Regions from separate parts of the Homo sapiens genome. Here region 1 is linked to region 2. Evidence: chromatin loops called from intact Hi-C (ENCODE). Cell type or tissue: MCF 10A. All regions are shown on one strand. Each heading gives the region's core, and the rest is flanking DNA. Links, peaks and the distances in the headings are about the cores only. Region 1 overlaps PSMD7 (proteasome 26S subunit, non-ATPase 7). Region 2 has its middle 88 kb from the start of FA2H.

Region 1 (12,564 bases), core at 2,283-10,282, 550 kb before region 2:
TTTTTCTCCTGCCTCTTTAGAAAAGGAATTGAGGTTGCTCGTACACATGCACCCCAGTGAAGCAAGGTGTTTTTAGTAGGGGATAAAGGGGACATATGGGTCATGTTACAAGGTGAAGCTCAAGAAGAATTAGTGCCTGTAAAGGTTACCAAGAAATCCCACAACACTGTTAAAGGTTCTGACCATCCTGGCATCCAAAGCAAAGAGGAGAATGCCCCTTGCAGGATTAACACTATCCTAAATAAAATAATCACGGCTAACTTTTATAGTACTTAGTGTGAGTTGAGTGACTTTCCCAAGGTCTTGGAGCTCGCCTATTACATACATGGCAGAGCCAAATTTGAACCCAGGTAGCCTGGCTGTGGAGCCTGTACTCTTACCACTATGCTGTCCTTCCTCCCTTACAGACAGTTTACAGCCTTTTGACAGGAGACGTACAGCCTCTTCTGGCACAAGGTCTGAGAAAAGTATCTTCGAAGTCCCTTCAGGATGTCACTGGGTGACCACCATGAACCATGTCCCCAATGGATCCTTTGATTAATTCAGACCACCAGAAAGCCAACTATTCTGATTGCATTGGTTTGGGCACTGTGGAATCGTTTGATCCAAGAGACAAAAAAGGGCTAAAAGTTTTATTTTCTGGCATGAACTTGCTTCAGTACAGATATTCTGTATATTGTCCATTCTAGAAAGAACTATATACTTTTTTTTTTTTTAAGACAATCTCACTCTGTTGCTCAGGTTGGAGTGCAGTGGCGTGATCTCGACTCACTGCACCCTCCACCTCCCAGGTTCAAGTGATTCTCGTTCCTCAGCCTCCAGAGTAGCTGGGATTACAGGCGCCCGCCACCACACCTGGCTAGTTTTTGTATTTTTAGTAGAGAGGGGTTTTCGCCATGTTGCCCAGGCTGGTCTCGAATTCTTGGCGTACCAAAGTGCTGAGATTACAGGTCCGTGCCTGGCCAAAGCGGTATACTTTTAAGAATCAACCTGAGACCTCCCTGTGCGTTCATGCCAAGTGTGGGCTTGAGGGAATTTCCAGATTTTTCTCAACGCACAGTGCCCCAGCAGACTGCATCACTGAGCAGCACCACAGTGATGTTAGCTTTGAAGGCTAAGCTTTCAAAGTAAGCCTTACCCACCCTTGCCATAGAAAATTCTCAGTCATGCACTCATTAAATGAGCTGACTTAAAGCAAAAGACTCAGGGTGCGAAAAGGAACACATGTCAGTTCGTTTGTGGAAAATAAATAATTATAGTTAGGCTTCCTCTCCCAGGATGGAACTCCAACCTCGAAAACATTTGAACACGTGACCAGTGAAATTGGAGCAGAGGAAGCTGAGGAAGTTGGAGTTGAACACTTGTTACGGTGAGACCCTAGTACAGCATCAAAATCATTCACTGCCCGAGAGGTCACACAGTGTAAGGAAGAGGTCTGTGTCGGGAATATGGAGACCTGGGGTCTCGTCCTGGCCGTCCACTAACAAGTCTGCCATTCTGAGCAAATCACAGTCCCTTTCCAGACCTTTGTTTTATTGTCTGTAAATTGAAGTGTTTGAACTACATCAACTGTAAAATGTCTTGAGTTACAATTTATGACTTTGTGGATAGCATACCTTGTCTGGAAACTATAATGTTGACTGACGGGAAGAGAGGTATGAAATAAATGCAGGCCTGCACTCTCCACTAGGTGTCCTTCTCAACAAATGTAGCCCATTTTCTGGAGAGAATCTTCATCTTGGAGTAGCTTTTGTTTTAAAATCCTATATCTATTATAATCCTTATTTGAAAAAGGTTATAGTTTTATCAGTCAATGAGGTTCCTTCTAGTTCTAAAAATTACCATCTTAGTTAAGCTTCTCAATATTCTGGAGATGCATGTAGAGAAAATGCCATCCTTTTAGGAACAGGAAAGCTGAGAGAGACAGCTTCAGTACAAGGTTACCCAGAAAGTTATTGGTAGATCTGAACTGTTGACCTAAGCAATTTTTTTTTCCTTAAGTGGAAATGGTTTTATTTTAGCTCCCTTTTATAATTGTTTTTTGAAAAATGTCCTGTGATGAGAAAGATAAAATGTGTTCCAAATGATAACGAAATTAAGGTAATTGATAACGAAATCTTTATCAAATGGGGAAGTGACATTTTTCTTTTAAAAACTTGCCTCACCCAACAAAGCTAGGAATTTTCTTAGAATGTAAGAACTTGCCTGATAACATGGTACCCTGATGCCTTTTCCTGCCCTTTTTAACTGTGGGTTATTACAGAGATATCAAAGACACGACGGTGGGCACTCTGTCCCAGCGGATCACAAACCAGGTCCATGGTTTGAAGGGACTGAACTCCAAGCTTCTGGATATCAGGAGCTACCTGGAAAAAGTCGCCACAGGCAAGCTGCCCATCAACCACCAGATCATCTACCAGCTGCAGGACGTCTTCAACCTGCTGCCAGATGTCAGCCTGCAGGAGTTCGTCAAGGCCTTTTACCTGAAGACCAATGACCAGATGGTGGTAGTGTACTTGGCCTCGCTGATCCGTTCCGTGGTCGCCCTGCACAACCTCATCAACAACAAGATTGCCAACCGGGATGCAGAGAAGAAAGAAGGGCAGGAGAAAGAAGAGAGCAAAAAGGATAGGAAAGAGGACAAGGAGAAAGATAAAGATAAGGAAAAGAGTGATGTAAAGAAAGAGGAGAAAAAGGAGAAAAAGTAAAACATGTATTAAATAGCTTTTTTAATTTGTAAATTAAAATCTTACAAACTAAATCAGTGTGCTGCTAGAGGGTTCTTTTTCACTTGACATGCTTATTAGAAAGCTGACCCAACAAGAGCTCTCTGCCTCCGGTCACTCTTGCTGTGGTGCTACGTGGAAGTGAATGGAGACTGATCTCAAATCTGAACTGCAGCTTTCGCTGCTGTGAGTTGGGGATATGATAGTCAGCTCAGGCTTCAGATTGTATGAGAAAAATGAAGAGAAGTCAACAAATATTTTGGTACTCTTCATTCATTTATCTCTAAAACCAGGAGTTGAATTTTCCTCATCTTGAAAGACTCTTGGGGTCTGTTTCTGGTATTTTACAAAATTGCTAAGTGGAATGCATGAATTGCATTATGTTCTCTGGTAACACGTAGAGTTCAGACCCTTCTGAACTCTGTTGATAATACCACACCATGTTCTGGACCCATAGCTCTGGCATCCTCAGGGGTTGTGATCCAGCTCCATATATTGTTTACCTTCAAAGATACAATTAAATGGCTTGATTTTTAAGCTGTGTTCTAGTCGTTTTTGACTTCGGGAGTAGTGATCTGTAGTTTCCAGAAGCAGCCAAGACAGTCTTCGATTGGAGCTGCCTTAAGTTCTCTTGCACTTGGTATCATTTATGAAAGAGCATCTCATTCCCCTAAATGGAAACAGGCAGTCTGCTGTAGTGAGGAGAGTTCTCTGAGCCCAGAAGACCCGGGTTCCAGTTTGTACCTCAGATCCCTCATTTATGAGGTGGTAGGTTGCAGTCCGTCATCTCTGAAGTCCCCAGAACAGTGTTTCAAAAGGGACACATTTACCACACTGCAGCAAGTTGTAAGTACCTCAGACCACAGGCCAAACAGGCATGTTACTAAGAATGGAACAATGTTTCCCCCAAGATAAGTGCACAGGACTCCTAGAGGAACAAATTAAATAAGGCACTAAATCATTTGACATACAGTAGTCACGGATATTAAATTTCCTCTCTTGAACAGATAGAACCTCTCAAATGCACTACGTGGATTATTCATCTTCAAAGATATAAGAATACAATAAAATAGCACAAAAACTCAGTTGCATCTCAGAAACCACTTCATGAGGTTATAATGCCTTAAAGTAATCAGAAGCATCGATTTTTATTCCATAGACCTGCCAAAGAGCTAGTTAGTGGGAATTTGGGAATAGGTAGAGCTTGAGTATCCCTTATCTGAAATGCTTGGAACCAGAAGTATTAAAAGATTTAGGAAATTTTTTTTTTTAATATTTGCATTATGCTTAACGGCTGAGCATGCCTAATAGGAAATGTTCCAATGAGCATTTCCTTTCAATACCATGTAAGTGCTCAAAAAGTTTCAGATTTTGGAGCATTTCAAATTTTTGGATTAGGGGCACTCAACCTGTAGTAAAATGTAAAATGGCTCTTATTCAGCATAAATAGAGGCATGCCCCCATCAGGGGTCATTTCAGAGTTCATCAAGATTCTGAGATAAAAAAGCATGGTACAGTGAAAACAACAAAATTGACTTTCCTGTTTCAGAAGCCAAAAGTCAGACGGTTTGTATCTAATTGAATAAAAGAAACTTGAAGTACGTAAGTTAAAACTTGAGGTGTATCCCAAACCATGGGAGCGTTGAAGAAGCTTTTGAGATCTGGGTGCCATGTTTGGAACACACTGATGTGACAGGTTGCCTGGACCACAAACCCTGGCTAGGAAATGGGCAAGAGCAAGACCCAGGCATCGGGGGAGAGCCAGGTGCCATGGTGCTGAGGCTCTAAGCAAGGGAACGCAACGTCATCCTAAGGAACGGGTCCTGTATGTAAGGCTCAGGGGCCAGTGCACACCTGAATTGACACCGCACAGGATTCAGGTCTGCCTTTAAGAACATAATGCAGGGTTGGGGGCAGTGGCTGGTGCTTGTAGTCCCAACACTGGGAGGCTGAGGCAGGAGGATCACTTGAGGCCAGGAGTAAGAGACCAGCCTGAACAACATAGTAAGAGCCATCTACAAAAAATTCTAAAATTGCCTGGGTGTGGTGGGATGTGCCTTAGTCCTAGCTACTGAAGAGGCTGAGGTAGGACACTGGAGCCCAGGAGCTCAAGGTTACAGTGAGCTGTGATCACATGCCACTGCACTCCAGCCTAGGCAACAGAGCAAAATCCTGTCTCTTTAAAAAACAAAAAGTATCATTTGGATTTAAAAGACTTTCCCAGGGTCCAGTGAACTAGCACAATGCCACAGACTTGTAAGTTGGTCATAGTTTGATGAACTGAAATGTTTATTGAGCATCTAAGAACATAGGAATCCCCAGGCCTTATTATTTTTAATAGTTTGGCCCACATACGGACAAAACTGACTTCTACCTTCCTAACAGAAATCTTCCATTTCTACTTATGAAGAAAATAGCTTATAGCCTGTGGAGTCACTTAGGCATATTTTCTAAGGCCAAATTGCTGCCATCATGTAGAAGAGGGGGAGCCCAGTAGTGCTACCGATGAAGTCTTGCTCATACAAATAGCGGCTGACTTGACTGCAAAACCCAGGGCCCACCCCTAAAATAAAGCCTTACATTTGTGTATTCTGGCATTCTGGAGATGAGACTTCTAAACGGCTTTTGCTGGCTTTGGAAACACTAAAAAAGTATTCTGGAAAAAGTGTGATCCTCAGCCTGGATCTCATCTTCCTAGCTGCAACATTAGCTTCCCTTCGATTTCACCACAGCTTCAGAATGACTGCCTAATGGATTTCAGGCTGCTCCTGTGACACCTTACAGAGGATGCTGTTCACTCCTGAATTACGGTTTTCTGTTTGAAAACACGAAATATGCGAGTTATAGACTGGGGATAAATGTGGAGAGGGTCCTGAAGTCAAGGAGAAGATTTTACCAAAACTAGAGCACTTCAATGGAGAAGTAGGCGGAGTGTGGTGGCTCATGCCTGTAATCCTAGCACTTTGGGAGGTCGAGGCTGGTGGATTACTTGAGGTCAGGAGTTCAAGACCAGCCTGGCCAACATGGTAAAACCCCATCTCTACTAAAAATACAAAAATTAGCTGGGCGTGGTGGTGTGCACCTGTAATCCCAGCTACCTGGGAGGTTGAGGCAGGAGAATCGCTTGAACTGGGGATGTGGAAGTTGCAGTGAGCCGAGATTGTGCCACTGCACTCCAGCCTGGGCAACAGAGCGAGACTCTGTCTCAAAAAAAAAAAAAAAAAAAATTGCCAGAAGCAGATGAAAGACAACCACAGGTTTAAATGAAAACAAGCTGAAACAATGCAAACTTTTTATACTAGATATTCGACTTAAAAATATCTCAATGAAGGGTTAGTTTTCTCAAAAAAAAATGAAAAAGAAAACAGGAAATAGCCCTCAACTTATGGAAAAGAATGAAATCTCCCATTCACTGGGTAGTTATGCAAAGGCTTTTTCTTCTACCATTTTCCATTAAGCAGAATAAAACTTGAGAATGAGTTAGGATTGTTTGTTAGACTATAACATGCTAACAAAACCACTTTCATCTGCCCTGTCTGGGAAAATGCGGTGGATACAGGACATGTGGGAAGGCAGAGAAACATTTGATTTATATGGCCCACAAGAGAAAATGTTTACAACTTCCCTAAGCAAATGTACTGCAAATTATTACACATAATACCTGTGTACATTCCTATGCCATTCAACTCTTGGCATTACCGATTTTTGCCTGGTAGCAGTGCAAAATTGAGATCTTTTTTTAAAAACTAAAGCCTGTTTTTTGGCCAGGCACAGTGGCTCACACCTGTAATTGGGAGGCCGAGGCGGGCGGATCACACGGTTAGGAGTTCGAGACCAGCCTGGCCAATATGGAGAAACACCATCTCTACTAAAAATACAACAATTAGCTGGGCATGGTGATGGGAGCCTGTAATCCCAGCTACTCGGGAGGCTGAGGCAGGAGAATTGCTTGAACCCGGGAGGCGGAGGTTGCACTGAGCTGGAGATCGTGCCACTGCACTCCAGCCTGGGTAACAGAGCAAGACTCCATCTCAAAAAAAAAAAAGTAAAGGCTGTTTTTATTGGGGGAATAATTAAGAATTGACTCAGTATAGACATGGAAGTGAGGAAAGAAAATATGTGAAAAGAAAGGAAGAAGAAATTATGGAAGTCGTGTTTCTAGGGCCCAAATCAAGAGAAATCTTTTGCTAATCATTGCTCTTTGGAGCCAACCTGTTCTTCGACACTAGATGGCGTCATTCACTCACCTCAGCTCATCTCTTGGCAAGAGAAAAATTTGATTCCCAGTTGGGCATAGATTTGGGAATCTCCCCCAATTACTTCCTGCCATTTCTGCTTTCAGCTGAAGCCACCCAGGCAAAATTTTGAAGGAACTTGAAGAGGCTATGGGTGCAAAAAGACTGGGTTAAGCATCCACACCTCCACCCTTACTGTCCTCTTGCACACTGCTGCTGGGGGATGAATACATTAATACAAGCAGATAGTATGTGCTTCGATTTCCCTTACTGCTGGTATTACTCTTCTAATTTTTTTTTTTTCCTCGAGACTGGGTCTTGCTCTGTCTCTCACACTGGAGTGCAGCGATGCGATCACAGCTCACTGCAGCCTCAACGTCCTGGGCTCAAGCGATCCTCCTGCCTCAGCCTCCTGAGTAGCTGAGAGGGCAGGCACGAGCCACCACGCCCAGGTAATTTTTAACTTTTTTATAGAGACAGGTCTCACCTTGTTGCCCAGGCTGGTCTTGAACTCCTGGGCTCAAGCAATCCTCCTGCCTCGGCCTTCCAAAGTGCTGGGATTACAGGCATGAGCCACCGTGTGCAGCCTAATTACTTTAAGGACCATGGTCAGTGGTGTTCTGGTAAACATGTAACAATCAGTTCTCCAAAAAAGGGATGAGGAGCATTGATTTGTAAGCCTTTCCCAATTTCACTGGTATAAATACTTCCACGGTGCCTGGTTTCAAGCCAACAACCTGAGTTGGAAGGAGAGGCGCAGGAGCACAGTGCTACATAGTATTTCCACCTTACAGATAAGATAGACAAAAATAACCTGAGGAGCACACCTGATAGTAAAATGTAGTAAAGAAATTAGGGCCGGGTGCGATGGCTCACACCTGGCCTTGGGAGGCCAAGGCGGGCAGATCACCTAAGGTCAGGAGTTTGAGACCAGCCTGGCCAACATGGGGAAACTCTATCTCTACTAAAAATACAAAAAATTAGCCGGGCGAGGTGGTGGGCGCCTGTAATCCCAGCTACTTCGGAGGCTGAGGCAGGAGAATTGCTTGAACCCAGGAGGCAGAGGGTGCAGTGAGCCGAGATCATGCCACTGCACTCCAGCCTGGGCAACAGAGCAGGACTCCATGTCAAAAAAAAAAGAAAAAGAAAAAGAAAAGAAATTAGAATGCAATGTGTTGAGAGTTTTAAAAATCTTTTCTTAATGTAATCTATTTAATTGTAAGTTTATCCAATTTAATTTTTTTTTTTTTTTTTGAGATGGAGTCTCACTGTGTTGCCCAGGCTGGAGTGCAGTGGCGCGATCTCAGCTCACTGCAGGCTCCACCCCCTGGGGTTCACGCCATTCTCCTGCCTCAGCCTCCCGAGTAGCTGGGACTACAGGTGCCTGCCACCTCGCCCGGCTAATTTTTTGTATTTTTAGTAGAGATGGGGTTTCACCGTGTTAGCCAGGATGGTCTCGATCTCCTGACCTCGTGATCCGCCAGCCTCGGCCCCCCAAAGTGCTGGGATTACAGGCGTGAGCCACCGCGCCCGGCCCAATTTAATTTTTAACAATGGTTTTGTTTAGCCTCCAGCTCACAAAATTTCTGAAAATTTAACAATTGGCTTTTGCAAACCTGTGCAACCTGGCTCCAAGCCCACCCATTCCAGTCCTATTTAAATGATCACTGCCTTCATGACTGTTACTTAATCCCCAGTTGTTTTCATTTTGTACCTGTTTCTGTTTTTCTCAAGAAAACTTACCAAGACTTGGGTTCATTTAAAGTAGCCCTCTTCACACAGTGGCAGATAGTTGTAGGTGACAAATCTTTGTCAAATGCTTGGGACTTTTCCGGAAGGGGGTGGTGCTGATTGGTTGGTTGACTGATTTGTTCTCACTTACTAGGACCTCAGCTGGCCGTTCTCTAGCAGTTATTCAAAACATAGAACCAATGACAGAAGAATTCACTATGATGCTTGTTAAAAATTCATGTTTCTGGCCAGGTGTGGTGGTTCACGCCTGTAATCCCAGCTCTCTGGGAGGCCAAGGCGGGCAGATCACTTGAGGCCAGGAGTTCAAAACCAGCCTGGCCAACACAGTGAAAGCCAGTATCTACCAAAAAGTACAAACTTTTGCCGGGTGTGGTGGTGCACACCTGTAGTCCCAGCTACTCGGGAGGCTGAGGCCAGGAGAATCTACTGAACCCGGGAGGCAGAGGTTGCAGTGAGCTGAGATTGTACCACTGCACTCCAGCCTGGGCGACAGAGACCCTGTCTCAAAAAAATAATAAAAATTCAGGTTTCTGGGCCCAACCCCAGACCTACTGTGTTACAATCTCTGGGGATCTGTGTTTTTAAGATGGTCTCCATATGGTTCCTGCCCACATGAAAGTTAGAGAACATTTATTTTGATGTAGAACAATCAATTTTTTTTTTAACAGTCCAGGGGTCTGGTTTGTTTTTTGTGCCATTTTAAAATCATTTATTTATTTATTTTTCGTAGAGATGAGTCTCCCTATGTTGCCCAGGCTGGTCTTGAACTCCTGGGCTCAAGCGATCCTCCTGCTTTGGCCTCCCAAAATGCTGGGATTACAGGTGTGAGCCACCACGCTCGGCCTTTTTTTTTTTTTTTAATACCTATGAAGCCATTAATTCAAGAGGATTGGGTTCCAGCAGCTTGGGTTCGTTTTCCCTGTTCTCACAAATTGTGCTTCTCTGGCTGGAGCAGGCTGGCACTTCAGTTGAACCCAGGTACTCTCTGGCTTCCTTCTCTTTTTTTTTTTTTCTGAGATGGAGTCTCCCTCCGTCGCCCAAGCTGGAGTGCAGTGGTGCAGTCTTGGCTCACTGCAACCTTCGCCTCCCAGGTTCTAGAGATTCTCCTGCCTTAGCCTCCCAAGTAGCTGGGACTACAGGCACGCGCCACCATGCCCGGCTAAGTTTTATATTTTTAGTAGAGACGGGGTTTCACCATGTGGGCCAGGCTGGTCTCAAACTCCTGACCTCAGGTGATCTGCCCGCCTCAGCCTCCCAAAGTGCTGGGATTACAGGCGTGAGCCACCGTGCCTGGCCGTTTCCTTCTCTTTTGATCATTTTCCCTCACGTGTTTCTGAAGGCCTTCCCAGCTCTTGGAGTGCTTGGTATGCTCCATACACACACATGAATTCTCTTGGCAAGAATCATGCTGTTGTTTGTTTCCAACCATGCCAACAGCATACTAGATACATGTAGTCTCTTCCTCTTTTGCCTTGGTAACATCTGTGGGGCATTCCTTTTGCCTTGGTAACATCCGTGGGGCATCTCTTGACGTCTATAACATCTCCTTTCTTGTAGGTTCGTGTGGATGTGGCCAGAGGAACAACTCCATGTGTTCTAAAAGGCCTGAGAATATACAGCAGGTACCTCTCCTCTTTCCCCATGTTCATCATTGTGGTGACGGCAGTTCTAGTTGAAAGGACTCTCTTGGTAGATTTTGGTGCAGACAAATCTGTTAACATTTTTTCCTTATGGCCAGTACTTTCTGGATCATATTTAAGAAGTCTTTTCCCAGCTCAAAACCCCAAATATATTCTCATCATAGTGTCTTCCTTCTCTGCAGCTCTCGTGCTAAAGTCTGATCAGTGTTAACATCATTTGAGTCATCTTTTAATCAAAATAACCAGCTAGGATCCTTGGTTCATGTAGAGCCCCTATCTTCTTCATTTTCTTTGTTTTCATTTTTTTTTTTTTTTTAGACCGAGTCTTGCTCTGTCACCCAGGCTGGAGTGCAGTGGCGTGATCTCGGCTCACTAAAACCTTTGCCTCCTAGGTTCAAGCGATTCTCCTGCCTCAGCCTCTCGAGTAGCTGGGATTATAGGTGCCTGCCACCATGCCCAGCTAATTTTTGTATTTTTAGTAGAGACAAGGTTTCACCATGTTAGCCAGGCTGGTCTCAAACTCCTGACTTCAAGTGATCTGCCTGCCTCGGCCTCCCAAAGTGCTGAGATTACAGGTGTCAGCCCCCGTGTCTGGCCTCTTCCTCATTTTCTTTTTTTTTTTCTTTTTTTTTGAGACGGAGTCTCGCTCTGTCACCCAGACTGGAGTGCAATGGCATGATCTTGGCTCACTGCAACCTCCGCCTCCCAGGTTCAAGTGATTCTCCCACCTCAGCCTCCTGAGTAGCTAGGATTATAGGCGTGTGCCACCACACCTGGCTAATTTTTGTATTTTTAGTAGAGATGGGGTTTCACCATGTTGGTCAGGCTGGTCTCAAACTCCTGACCTTGTCATCTGCCCGCCTCGGCCTCCCAAAGTGCTGAGATTACAGGCGTGAGCTACTGCACCTGGCCTCTCTTCCTCATTTTCAATCCTGACTCCATCCCACCTTTTACCCCTCAGCATATAAACCCTCAGCTCCCTCCCATATTACACATGCACATCTGCACTCTGCAGCCCCCGGTATAGCCTTCCTCCATCCTTCTTTTCCCAGTTAACCTTCAGCAAATGGCTAATCTATGTCTGTTGCCTTCCTTGTCTTCCAACTGTTTCCTTAATCATCTGCAATCTGGCTTTTGCCCCCCCACCATTCCACTAAAGTCGCTCTCACTAAAGTCACCAATGGCTTCTTTGCCCATCCAGTTGGCCCTTCTGAGCCCTTATGTATTAGTCCGTTTTCACACTGCTGATAAAGACACACCCAAGACTGGGTAATTTATAAAGAAAAAGAGGATTAATGGACTCACAGTTTAAGTGCCTGGGGAGGCCTCACAATCATGGCAGAAGGCAGAAGGCAGAAGGCACGTCTTACATGGCGGAAGACAAGAGAGAACTTGTGCTTGGGAACTCTTCTTTATAAAACCATCAGATCTGGTGAAACTTATTCACTATTATGAGAACAGCATGGAAAAGACTCACCCCCATGATTCAATTGCCTCCCACTGGGTCCCTCCAGTGACATGTAGGAATTGCAGGAGCTACAGTTCAAGATGAGATTTGGATGGGGACACAACGAAACCATATTACCTTACCTCCCTGACTTGATCCCTGGCACTTCTATCATGGTACTCTTAACTGCTTCTTGGACCCTCCTGAGCTCCTTTGGCTCCATTTTCTCTAGACACTCATTTGACTCAACTGATATCTTAAAGAATCCCACATCGTTATCTGATGCCTCTGATTCCAATACTCATTCCTCTTTCTTCCAGACCCTGGCTGGTCACGCCACTACACGCCATCAGAACACAGGAGCCATACTGGCCGCCCTGCTCAGCCTCAGCCTCTGCATTCAGCCACCTGGTCCTGTGGGTCCTACCACGTGGACGCTCTCTGACACCTGCCCTTCTGCATTCCTGCTGCCCCTGCCTATGTGCAAACATTCATCTCTTTTCTGTTTTATTGCTACAGTTGCCCAACAGCTCTTTCTACCTACGTTCTCACCTTCCCCCTCCTCCCTATTCTACTCCATTGCCAGAGTTACATGGCTGGAGAAAGAACCTCAAATGTAGAGTGGCATGAATCTCACTCCTCAGTTCATGACTGCCATCATCATCATCACCATCATCAAACGTGTCCTTTGATTTTTTTTACCTGATTTCCTCTATCATTCTAACCACCCTTCCTTCCCACACACATAAGCTATAGCCACTTCA
Region 2 (12,564 bases), core at 2,338-10,337:
AGAGAGCAGGAAGAACTCTATGCCAGAGCATAAAAAACTTCAAGGCGCTGGCACGGTGGCTCATGCGTGTAATCCCAACACTTTAGGAGGCCAAGGCGGGCAGATCACCTGAGGTTGGGAGTTCAAGACCAGACTGACCAACACAGAGAAACCCCATCTCTACCAAAAATACAAAATTAGCAGGGCTTGGTGGCGCATGCCTGTAATCCCAGCTACTTGAGAGGCTGAGGCAGGAGAATCGCTTGAATGCGGCAGGCGGAGGTTGCGGTGAGCTGAGATCGTGCCATTGCACTCCAGTCTGGGCAACAAGAGGGAAACTCCGTGTCAAAAAAAACAAAAACAAAAACAAAACAAAACAAAACTTCAAAGCATATTAGAAATTTAGAAATACATTCTTCGAATGTATTGAGATAAGACTATTACCCGCACTTTACAGAGGAGGAAATTGAAGCACAGTGCCAAACACACCACCAAGACAAGATGCAAATCCACATTGTCTGGCCACAGGGTCCAGGCTCTTAATTACTACCCACTGACTCACCAATGCGATCCTTTGTCTTAACTTGCATTTCCCTGATTACTGGTGAGAATGGGCATCTTTTTTTATTGATTGGCTATTGGACTTCTGTTCAAGACCTCGATTTGGAGAGGTGTATAAAGGGGGACCCATGAGGAACAGGTTCAGGGTGGGACAGCAAGTTTTCAGAGTCAGAGCTGGCAGAGACCTGGTTGGGGGCCATCGCCTGCTCAGAGTCAGGGCTGGGTAGCATCGCTGGTATCAGCACCTAGAATCATCTCAGAATATAATTTAGGCAATTAGCCACCTTGGCTAGGGTGGCCAGATTTTGCAAATAAAAATACCAGATGTCCATTTAACTTTGAACTTCAGGTTAAGAACAAATAAGTATGTTCCAAATGACATCCAGATTTGCCTGAGGATCCTGTATTTTATCTGACAGTACCCACACTGGCTGCCTTAGCCTTCAAGCCTGGTTTTCCAGCCTCCCTGGAATTTCTGTGAATTACTAAGTAACTTTTTTTTTTTGAGATGGAGTCTTGCTCTGTCGCCCAGGCTGGAGTACAGTGGCATGATCTTGACTCACTGCAACCTCCACCTCCCAGGCTCAAGCGATTCTCCTGCCTCAGCCTCCCAAGTATCTGGGATTACAGGCACGCACCACCACACCTGGCTAATTTATTTTTATTTATTTTTAGTAGAGTCGGGGTTTCTCTGCGTTGGCCAGGCGGGTCTTGAACTCCTGACCTCAAGTAATCCGCCCACCTCAGCTTCCCAAAGTGCTGGGATTACAGGCACCAGCCACCGTGCCCGGTTCAGTATCTCTTTCATAAATCTCTTTCCTGCTTAACATAGCTGTAGTGGAGATTGTTGTGTGCCACTAAAACCCCTTATACTGTGTCTCTATCAGTGTGGAAAAATAAATGAAAGATCTAGAAGGCTGAGTGTTTTAAGAAAAATGGGACGGAACACAATTTTATATACATATATATTTTATTATATATTAGTTTTCTTATATATATATTAGTGGTATATTTTATTTTAGATTCAGGGCTACACGTACAGGTTTGCTATTTAGGTAAACTCGTGACTTGTGGGTTTAGTGTACATATTATTTTGTCACCCAGGTACTAAGCGTGGTACCCAATAGCTGGGTTTTATTTTCCTGAACTTCTCCCTCCTCCCACCCTCCACCCTCAAATAAGCCCATGTCCGTGGTTCCCCTCTCTCTGTCCATGGAGAACGCAATTCTCTAAGGAAGAGAAAATAGTGCAATATGCTTAACATGCGAAGTGCCTGCCTGGAGAATTCTACTTAATGTGGTTATGAAACAAATCATAACACCTGCTTGCTTCATGTACTTACATTACGTGCCTGAACCCCGTAGGCTTTGGAGTTTGCGACACCTGGAATAGTTCTGCATTTTTATTTTACGGATGAGTAACTGGAGATTGACAGAGGTTCTGTAACTTCTCTCAGTCACACAGCAAAGCTGGAGTGAGAACAAAGGTCTCCAGATTCACAGATGCTATTCCCACTGCTCCAAATTCCTGATCCAGAAAATTCATTCCCGTAAGTTTTGTGCGTACAAAAATGTATCACAAAAGAGCAGGAATCATGTCTAATTAACAAGTGTGCCCCCATAAAGGGTAGCATAATTGCCCGAAACTGAATAGATACTCCTTAAATGGTTGGATGGAAAAGTAGAATCAGGCCTTTTGAAAAATAGTCAGTGATTTAAATATTAATTTATTGAGTACCGTGAAATTTTTGCCAACCCAAAGTTGACCTTTGAATGATAGAACATAATCAGGCAGGTAAAAGGAAAGGTGGTCAGCTTCTTTCATAAGGATCTTAAAATTTTTATTTTATTTTTTGGAGATAGGGTCTCACTCTATTGCCCAGGCAGTTCAGTGGTGTGATCATGGCTCACTGCAACCTTGACCTCCTGGGCTCAAGTGATCCTCCCACCTTAGCCTCCTGAGTAGCTGGGACCACAGGTGTACACCACCATGCCCAGCTGTATTTTTTTTTTTTTCTTAGAGACACGGTCTCCCTATGTTACCCAGGCTGATCTCAAGCTCCAGGGTCAAGCAATCCTCTCACCTCAGCCTTCCAAAGCGCTGGTATCACAGGCATGAGCCACTGTGCCCGGGTTTCATAAGGATCTTTACAGCTCATTGGTGCACCCTCTTAACCAATGCAAGAATTCCCTCTACGACAGCTTTGACAGATGTTCGCAAGAGAACTCTTCCAGTGAGGGGGAGCTCACTACCTCATTACTGGACAATTTTAAGTCTCCTCTAGTGTAATCTAGATACCCTCAACTCCCCCGTCCTGCTGAAGTCATCTTTATCTTTAAGAACTAAGGAAGGTAGATTGTGGGTGGCCTCCTCCAGTGTTCCCCGTATTGAGCAGTCCGTCCAGGCAGCCACTTGCCTGCCACCACTGCGTACAGTTCAGTGTCCATGTTCATCGTCTTCTCTCCGGGGACCCTTCATCCACCATGAACTCCAGTCCTCTTCTGTCACTTCCCCCGCCAAACACCACTGACAAGGTCACTGTGTCTGGCAGATTTTTCTGAAGGGCTAATGGTCGTCGAGGGTAATTATGGCACCAAACAGGAAATAATTTCAAACTTAATGAGAAAATAGCCATTCCCCACCTTGGCAAATTTTTCACTCCGTGAGTCCTGGACTTTCCCCAGCCCTCCTCACGTTTCTTCCTTCCTTCCACAGCTCCCTGGGGAAAGCAAAAACTCTTCCTACCTTACAAGGCAGTAGAATTGGACTTTATTTTTTGTATCTTCCTCCTCTGACTGTAGCCAGAGGCAGCTCACCTTGCACAGCCAAAGAGGCTCATTAAGGTTATTTCCCTAAACAGAAATACTCTCAGGTGAGTTATGTTATAGCCATTATATGTGAAAGTCAGTACTATCGATTGATTCAAGTTATTTTTTTCTGCTACACTTAAACTGAGCTGAAATCTATATCCTTGTAATTTGATTCCATTAATCCTACTTTTGATTTCTGGAACTACAGAATAAATCTAATTTACTTTTAGCCATTAAAAGTCAGCTTTTCAGGCCAGACTTGGTGGTTCATGCCTGCAATTACGGCAGTTTGGGAGGCCAAGGTGGGAGGATTGCTTGAGGCCAGGAGTTTGAGAGCAGCCTGGGCAACAAAGCGAGACCCTCTCTCTACAAAAAAATTTAAAAATTAGCCAGGCATGGTGGCACATGCCTGTAGACCTAGCTACTTGGGAGGATCACTTGAGCCCAGTTTAAGGCTACAGTGAGCTGTGATTGCACCACTGCACTCCAGCCTGGGCAACAAAGTGAGATCCTGTCTCTTAAAAAAAAAAAAAGTCAGTTTTTCATATCTTCTCTATATCTTCCCTTTACCAGGTTAAAATTTTCCAATTTTGCAGTAATTCTTTTTTTTTTTTTTTTTTTTGAGACGGAGTCTTGCTCTGTCGCCCAGGTTGGAGTGCAATGGCGCCATCTTGGCTCACTGCAACTTCCGCCTCACAGGTTCAAGTGATTCTCCTGCCTTAGCCTCCAGAGTAGCTGGGATTACAGGCGCCTGCCACCAAGCCCAGCTAATTTTTGTATGTTTTAGTAGAGATGGAGTTTCTCCACGTTAGCCAGGCTGGTCTCGAACTCCTGACCTCAGGTGATCCACCCGCCTCGGCCTCCCAAAGTGCTGGGATTACAGGCGTGAGCCACCACACCCGGCCAGTAATTCTTCATTGTATATAGTTTTCAAATTTGTTACCACCTTGCCCATCCTTTGAACTCTGTCCCTCTAACAATGTCCTAGAATTGAACGCAATGATTCACCAGTGGGTTAATAAAGTAGAATAAATGGGGCTATTTTTCTCTCTCCATTCAGTGAACTATGAGATTTCATTGACCTTTTTGATCATAAATGCACATTGTTGCTTCATACCAAGCAGTTCGCTAAAACCTCTGGGTCTTTTTCATGGGAACGCCCTCATCCTGCACTTCTACAGTTACTTCCAACCAACTGGAGACTTTGCATCCATCCTTCATAAAACCTTTTTTTTTTTTTTGAGACAGAGTCTCGCTCTGTCGCCCAGGCTGGAGTGCAGTGGTGCAATCTTGGCTCACTGCAACCTCTGCCTCCTGGGTTCAGACGATTCTCCCGCCTGAGCCTCCCGAGTAGCTGAAATTACAGGCATGCATCACCATGCCCAGCAAATTTTTGTATTTTTAGTAGAGACTGGGTTTCACCATGTTGGCCAGGCTGGTCTCGAACTTCTGACCTCAGGTGATCTGCCCACCTCGGCCTCCCAAAGTGCTAGGATTACATGCATGAGCCACCGCACCCACCCCCTTTGTAAAACTTGTCTTTTCAGCCTGGATCTACGACCATCATTTGTTGAGATTTTTTTCATCTGGATTCGATGCAATTATCCAGCACATGAATTACCTATCTTATCTCAGCTCTCTGGCTTTGACCCATCTGAAATAGAAGGATAAACACAGTCTGTGAACTGTCCCCACCATGGTAGCTACACATTCTTGCCGTTAAAGCAACGTGATAGAGCAAAAGAAGTCAGGCTCACCTATAGGAGAGCTGGGTTCCAATCCTAGCTTTGTTGTTCTTCCTGCGAACTGCGGCAAAAGTCTCTGAGCTTTATTCTCACAGAACTGTCAAATGAGCTGTGTCTCTGATGGGGCTGGTTTGAAGGTCAACGGTGAAATACACAGAAAGACATGAACCTGGTTTCAGCTCATTGTTTTTATTTTTTTTATCTTTTATTCCTTACTTCAGTTCCACCTTTGAACTCCAATGCTGGACTCTATGTTGTTGGAGTCCCCCTACCACCTTACTGACCAAGCTCCTGGATTTGATGTGACCACATCCATCTTCCTTATTTATATGTGCACTGTAACTATGTTTCTCATTTTAAAATGTAATTTCAGGCCGGGCACAGTGGCTCACGCCTGTAATCCCAGCACTTTGGGAGGCCGAGGCGGGCAGATCACCTGAGGTCGGGAGTTCAAGACCAGCCTGACCAACATGGAGAAACCCAGTCTCTAGTAAAAATACAAAAAAATTAGCTGAGCATGGTGGTGTGTGCCTGTAATCCCAGCTACTCTGGAGGCTGAGGCAGGAGAATTGCTTGAACCCGGGAGGTGGAGGTTGCGGTGAGCCGAGATTGCGCCATTGCACTCCAGCCTGGGCAACAAGAGTGAAACTCTGGTCAAAAAAAAAAAAAACAAAAAGGTAATTTCATGTTAATGTCAGAGCTCTGATTTCAGCAATAATGTGTAAGACACATTCATGACCAACAAGGTGAGAGGCAGGATTTCAAACGGCTTTTCTGATGTTACGTCTGCTCAATCATTGCATCAACAAATCCAGAATGAATTATAAGTGAGCTGATCTTTCATTTCACAACTAGAGAAGTGAGTGTAGACTAGACTGAATTAACCCTTAACCTTATCTACATTTCAGATGGTGACGCGCTCACCTGCACTAGGTCTCTGCTGCCACCTAGTGTTAATAATTTCTCAGCTTTAAAGATGTCAATGTTCAGGAAGAGACCAATGTTCTAAAAATTACACCTTCAGCTCTAAAAATTACACTCCGAGCTCTTGCAGCCGTCTCTTACGGGATTTCCAACTCTTTCAAAGCTTTTTGTGGGAAAAACAAGAAAGAGCGTATCCTCTATTTATACTGCACAAGCAACCAGAAGCTTGGGCCAGTTAATGCTGAAAGAACTTTCAATCCGGAAGCACCCAAGGGGGAGAGAAAATGCTCTCCCGAATGGCAATTCAGGCCTATGACAGCAAAGAGCTGAGTTCAGTGAGAAAAGAGCTGCTATTTCTATTCCATTGTTTTTTTCATCCTTTATATTTTATCTTGGATTCACGTAGCAAAATAAAGTCAGTAGTTAGAGATTGTGTTGTAATTTATGTTGCTGTCAGAGAAAAAATATTTATGATAGAAGAGGAGCTTGGTCCTCATGTCTTTCTTTGTTTTTTTTTTGAGACAGAGTCCCGCTCTGTCACCCAGGCTGCAGTGCAGTGGCTCAATCTCGGCTCAGTGCAACTTCTGCCTCCCAGGTTCAAGTGATTCTCCTGCCTCAGCCTCCTGAGTACCTGGGATTTCAGGCACGCACCACCATGCTCGGCTAATTTTTTTGTATTTTTAGTAGAGATGGGGTTTTGCCATGTTAGCCAGGCAGTCTCAAACTCCTGACCTCAGGCGATCCACCCACCTCGGCCTCCCAAAGTGCTGGGATTACAGGCGTGAGCCACCGCGCCCGGCTGTGGCTGCGGTTTTCTTACGTTTTCCAGTTAGCCCACTGCGAAGACAGCTTATCCATGGGCCTTCCCATATGCTAATAGGCATTCTCCCTGATGGCATTCTCCCTGACGGCAGCAGTGGGATTTTCTGATATCTGGTTTGGGAAGACATAACCAGTCCCCTGAGATGAGTTGTGTATTTCCAAAGTGATGGCGAACACCATGGTTGTCCGCTATTCCTGAAAGTTCTATTGCTTTTCAACCACAAGTGTAACTGGAAAATAATTACCACTACCATAAGGGAAATATATAAAAAGAACTCAGAACACAAACTAGATGATACGGCTTGGCTCTGTGTCCCCACCCAAATCTCATCTTGAATTGTTAATCCCCATAATCCCCACGTGTGGAGAGTGGGACCTGGTGGGAGGTGAATGGATTGTGGAGGTAGTTTCCCCCACGCTGTTCTCGTGATAGTGAGTTCTCATGAGATCTCATGGTTTTGTGTTTGACAGTTCCTCCTACGCACACACTCTCTCACCTGCCACCACATAAGATGTCCCTGCTTCTCCTTCCACCATGATTGTAAGTTTCCTGAGGCCTCCCCAGCCATGCAGAACTGTGAGTCAATTGAACCTCTTTCCTTTATAAATTACCCAATCTCACGCGGTTCCTTGCAGCAGGGTGAAAACAGACTAATACGCTTTATGCTCATTATTTAACATCAGAAGTCCCTTCTAGTAGTGGCAAACCAGGCCTGAACTCAGTCCCACTGAGTCTACCAGCTAAATATCTGATTCTTTCCCCTTCTCTCCGTTGCTACTCCTTATCAAAAAGAGTTTCACTCACGACTGTTACTCCCTTTACTCAAAGGAAACACAAAAATTTTTACCATGACCCACACAACGAGCTCCTAGTTTCTTTGCTTGTCAGGCAAGGGAGCACACACCATGCATGGCTCTGCCAGAAGACACAGCAGCTGGGGTGTTGGTGTGTGTGTCAGAGGGTGAGTGTGCTAATTAAGGATCAATTCCTGCTCTCTAGGTGGGACGGAATGAGTCTATAAGCCCCTGTGCAATTCGTTAAAACAAGTCCCACTGGCCAGGTGTGTGGCTCACACCTGTAATGCCAGCCCTTTGGGAGGCCCAGCTGGACACTTGAGGTCAGGAGCTCAAGACCAGCCTGGCTAACACAGTGAAACCCCATCTCTACTAAAAACACAAAACAGTAAAACCCCATCTCTACTAAAAATACAAAAATTAGCTGGGCATGGTGGCAGGCACCTGTAATCCCAGCTACTCAGGAGCTGAGGCAGGAGAATCACTTGAACCCGGGAGGCAGAAGCTGCAGTAAGCTCTGATTGCGCCACTGCACTCCAGCCTGGGCGACAGAGTGAGACTCTGTCTCAAAAAAAAAAAAAAAAAAGAAACGGTCTTCAGTTACGTCCAGAGAGGGTCTAGCATAGCTAAGCTGATGTTCAAAATTCAGAGTTGTTCATAGTTGTTTATCAGACCCAACTGTGGTGAATCACAGTATCCAGCTTTTTTTTTTTTTTTTTTTTTTTGAGACAGAGTCTTGCTCTGTTGCCCAGGCTAGAGTGCAGCGGCGCGATCTCGGCTGACTGCAACCTCCGCCTCCCAGTTTCAAGCGATTCTCCTGCCTAAGCCTCCCGAGTAGCTGGGATTACAGGCGCCTGCCACTGTGCCTGGCTAATTTTTGTATTTTTAGTAGAGATAGGGTTTCACCATCTCGGCCAGGCTGGTCTGGAACTCCTGACCTCGTGATCCACCCACCTCGGCCTCCCAAAGTGCTGGGATTACAGGCGTGAGCCACCATGCCTCGCCCACAGTATCCAGCTTTTAAAAAATAATTACACTTTTTATTTTGAGAGAATTGTAGATTCACATACAGTTTTAAGAAATAATACAGACAGCCAGGCACAGTGGCTCACACCTGTAATCCCAGCACTTTGGGAGGCCGAGGCAGGCGGATCACCTGAGGTTGGGAGTTTGAGACTAGCCTGACCAACACGGAGAAACCCCATCTCTACTAAAAATACAAAATTAGCTGGGCATGGCGGCGCATGCCTGTAATCCTAGCTACTGGGGAGGCTGAGGTAGAAGAATCGCTTGAACCCAGGAGGCGGAGGTTGTGGTGAGCCGAGATCTCACCATTGCACTCCAGCCTGGGCAGCAAAAACGAAACTGTCTAAAAAAAAAGAAGGGAAGGGAAGGGAAAGGAAGGGAAGGGAAGGAAAGGGGCGGGGAGGCGAGGGGAGGGGAGGGGAGGGGAGGGGAGGGGAGGGGAGGGGAGGGGAGGGAGAAACGAAGAAAGGAAGCAAGCATGCAGGGAGGGAGGGAGGGAGGGGGTGGGTGGGCAGGCAGGCAGACACTCTGTGTACGCTTTGCCCAGTTTCCCCCAATGGTAACATCTTGCAAGACTACAGTACAGTGTCACATTCAGGATATTGACATTCAGACAATCCACCCATCTTCCTCAGATTTCCCCGGTTTTACTTGCACTCCATTGTGGGTATTTAGTTCTGTGCAATTTATCACGTGTAGGTATGGACTCACCATCACGATCAACATATGAAAAGGTCCCATCCCCACAAGGGTCCTTTGTGCTGCCCTTTTATAGCCACACCTCCCAACCTCCTGCCCCTGCCGACCGCTGACCGCCCAACTCTTCTCCAGCCGTAACCACCCAACGGGTTCATTTGCCTACTGCCCAGACAGAGCCCATTTATCAAGACAGGGGAACTGTAATAGAGAAAGAATTTAATTGGCACAGAGCTGGTTGAACAGCAGACTGAGGTTTTATTACTTAAATCAGTCTCTCCAAAATCTCAGAGCCTAGGGTTTTTCAAGGATAGTTTGGCAGGCCAAGGTGCTGCTGATTAGTTGGGGGTGCAATCCTAGGGGTGTGGAACATGGTCCTTGTGCATGCTGAGTCTGCTTCTGGGTGGGGTCACAGGACTGGTTGGCTGGTAGGAACGGACCCATCAATAGTCAGAAATGCAAAAACCTGAAAAGATGGCCAGGCCTGGTGGCTCACGCCTGTAATCCCAGCACTTTGGGAGGCTGAGGCAGGCGGATCACTTGGTCAGGAGTTGGAAACCAGCCTGGCCAATTTTTGTATGTTTAGTCTCTATTAAAAATACAAAAATTAGGCTGGGTGCAGTGGCTCATGACTGTAATCCCAGCACTTCGGGAGGCCAAGGCGGGTGGATCAAGAGTTCAGGAGTTCGAGACCAACCTGACCAACATGGTGAAACCCCGTCTCTACTAAAAATACAAAATTAGCTGGGCGTGGCAGCATGTGCCTGTAATCCCAGCTACTGGGGAGGCTGAGGCAGGAGAATCGCTTGAACCCGGTAGGCAGAGGTTGCAGTGAGCCAAGATCGTGCCACTGCACTCCAGCCTGGGCGACAGAGTGAACCATCTCAAAAAAAAAAAAAAAAAAGAAAAAGAGTCATGTGGAAGGTAACCTTCTGGGGTTGGCTTTTTTTCACTCAGCGTAATTCGCTTGAGAGTCATCTAGATTGCTATGTGTATCTGATGATATAGGAGTGAAGAAGAAATTACTAAGGCAGATAGTGAGGGTATGGGAGTCCTCAGTAAGGTTTCCTTTTTAATGAAAAGCAGCTCCCAAATCATTTTGTTTTCTAATAAAGAGCAGCCTGTAGAATCGAGCTGCAGACATAGATAAGCAAACTAGAAGCTTGCACAGGTGAATGCCGGCAGCTGTGCCAATAAAAAAAAGCTACCTGGGACTAGGCATATTCAACATGGCGGCTCCATCTTCCCTTCTCTTTGCCAAACCACGCATACAGTAAGGAAGAGACAGCATGGCGCCAGCCAGGCAAAGACCCCATCTCCATAATAAGATTACGGTGGGGTGCCCAGCTTCCTCTTGTGCTAAACGTCACACCTGGTCCACCCTATCCGTGGGCGCTACGTAAATCAGACACTGCCTCCTCAATCCTGTCTATAAAATCTGCTGCACTCAGCCTCGGGCCAGAATTCCCACTCAGGTGCCCCTCTCTCTCGCAGGAGAGAGAGCTATTCTCTCTTCTCCTTCTTTCGCCTATTGAACCTCCGCTCTTAACCTCACCCCATGTGTGTCCGTGTCCTTGATTTCCTTGGCATGAGGCAATGACATGCCAAGACACGCCCGGGACCACAACACCGCTTCATTTCTGGGGTTCATTCCCTTTTATTGCTGAGTAGCATTCCGCAGGACAGAGGCTAGAGTCTGTTTAACCATTCGCCTACTGAAGGACACGTAAGAGAATTTCAGTTTGGGGCTATTAAAATCTGCCGTTTTAGTCTTTGTTTTCTGTTTATTTCCTGTGTTTCTTGTTCTTCTGTTTCTTTTGTCTTGCCTTCCTGTGGGTAGAAAGACTTGCCCTCACATATAAGCTCCTATGCTTTTTTTTCTTTTTGAATACATATTTTTAAAATACAGAGATAGGATCTCACTATGTTGCCCAGACTGGTCTGGAACTCCTGGGCTAAAGTGATCTGCCCACCTCGGCCTCCCAAGTGCTGGGATTACAGGCGTGAGCCACCGTGCCCAGCCTCCTGTGCTTTTGCTTAACTCTAGCTGCTTTCTCTCCCTGGGAAGCAGCGCTGAGGCTCCCTATACCTTCTTCATAAGGAGATGGCTTTCACCTCGTTTTGGCTTGTGTCTGTGTTTTTCTGATTTGTGAAAATAAAAATAAGCCCTACTTATGGAAATCATATGGAATCAAGGCAGACAGAACAAAATAGTAACAATATTTAAAGTGCTTCTATAATTAGAAAAAACAATCAAGATATAAAAATCTTTTCTTAAAAATGTGTGGGTCAGATAGACCTGAGTGTGAGTTGAGACACTGCTTTCCTTTTCTGGGTGTGCTACTGTGATTTAAAAAGAAACGTATATCCGGTCTCTGCCCTGGTTCCTGACATAGAACTCCTCAACCCTGTCATTTCCTGAGCAATAGGGCTGCTATTTAGTCTTTGATCCGGGTTCCTAACACAGCTCCTACGACCTTTGTAATTTCCTGAGTGATGAGTGTCTGACACAAAGCTACTAAATCCCTTGGAATTTTGTGAGAGGAACAGCTTTTGTTCTAATGAGTGGGCTCTTCGTGGGCTCCCGGACAGCCTCAGGATGGGGGCTGGTTGCCAGGGGAACCAACCCTGTGTGACTGTCCAATGTATCTCTTCATCTGGCTGCCCACCTGTATCCTTTGTAAGACCCTTTATAATACATAAGTAGCGAGGTGCAGTGGCGTGCAGTGGCTCATGCCTGTAATCCCAGCACTTTGGGAAGCTGAGGCAGGAGGACTGCTTGAGCCCACGAGTTCAAGACCAGCCTGGGCAACATAGACTCCATTTCAATTAAAAAAAAAAAAAAAAAAAAAAAAAGGAAAGAAATTCGGCACGTCTCCTAGTGAAACCTGAGTAGGATGTCATTGGAACCCCCAGTTTAGAGCCGGTAGGTCAGAAGGCACAGGTCACACAACCTAGGACTTGAGACTGGCATCTGAAGTGGGGGGCAGCGTTGTGGGGGTGAGCCCTCAGCCTGTGGGATCTGACACCATCTCCAGGTAGATGGCGTTACAACCTGGGACTTGAGACTGGCATCTGAAGTGGGGGGCAGCACAGGCTCCACTAAAAAACTCTACACAGCACCCCCAATGCCATGCTGTCTTGTCCTTGGCACGGTCCTTCCCTGTGCCCTCCCGCTCTTCCTCATTGAAAACACCCTTCATATG

What was found. Hi-C counts contacts between places; a loop is a spot of excess contacts. Peaks named below come from ENCODE experiments on the same cell type or tissue, not always from the same donor. Only the 100,000 strongest peaks of a DNase experiment are listed, where the experiment ranks them.
Region 1: a loop joins it to region 2, with 9 times the contacts of the local background. A loop is called at or near these places in 3 of 110 quality-filtered maps.

Annotation. Positions count from the first base shown.
Region 1 is chr16:74,303,026-74,315,589 of GRCh38, forward strand. It overlaps PSMD7 (proteasome 26S subunit, non-ATPase 7), which reads left to right. Exons shown (of 7, transcript NM_002811.5): 6 at 1,278-1,369; 7 at 2,264-3,263. The coding sequence ends at 2,708. PCHILR (prostate cancer associated HIP1 interacting lncRNA) reads left to right here and starts at 10,312. Exons shown (of 2, transcript NR_186416.1): 1 at 10,312-10,335; 2 at 12,121-12,564. It also overlaps the pseudogene RPL21P118. In MCF 10A, for the core only: a CTCF peak has its summit at 6,953 (motif pointing right); a DNase peak (open chromatin) is centred at 6,966.
Region 2 is chr16:74,856,900-74,869,463 of GRCh38, forward strand. No RefSeq gene overlaps it. Among named protein-coding and RNA genes, the nearest start is that of FA2H, 88 kb to the left of the region's middle. RefSeq lists an enhancer at 6,079-6,218 and a silencer at 9,312-9,606. In MCF 10A, for the core only: a CTCF peak has its summit at 6,042 (motif pointing left); a DNase peak (open chromatin) is centred at 6,012.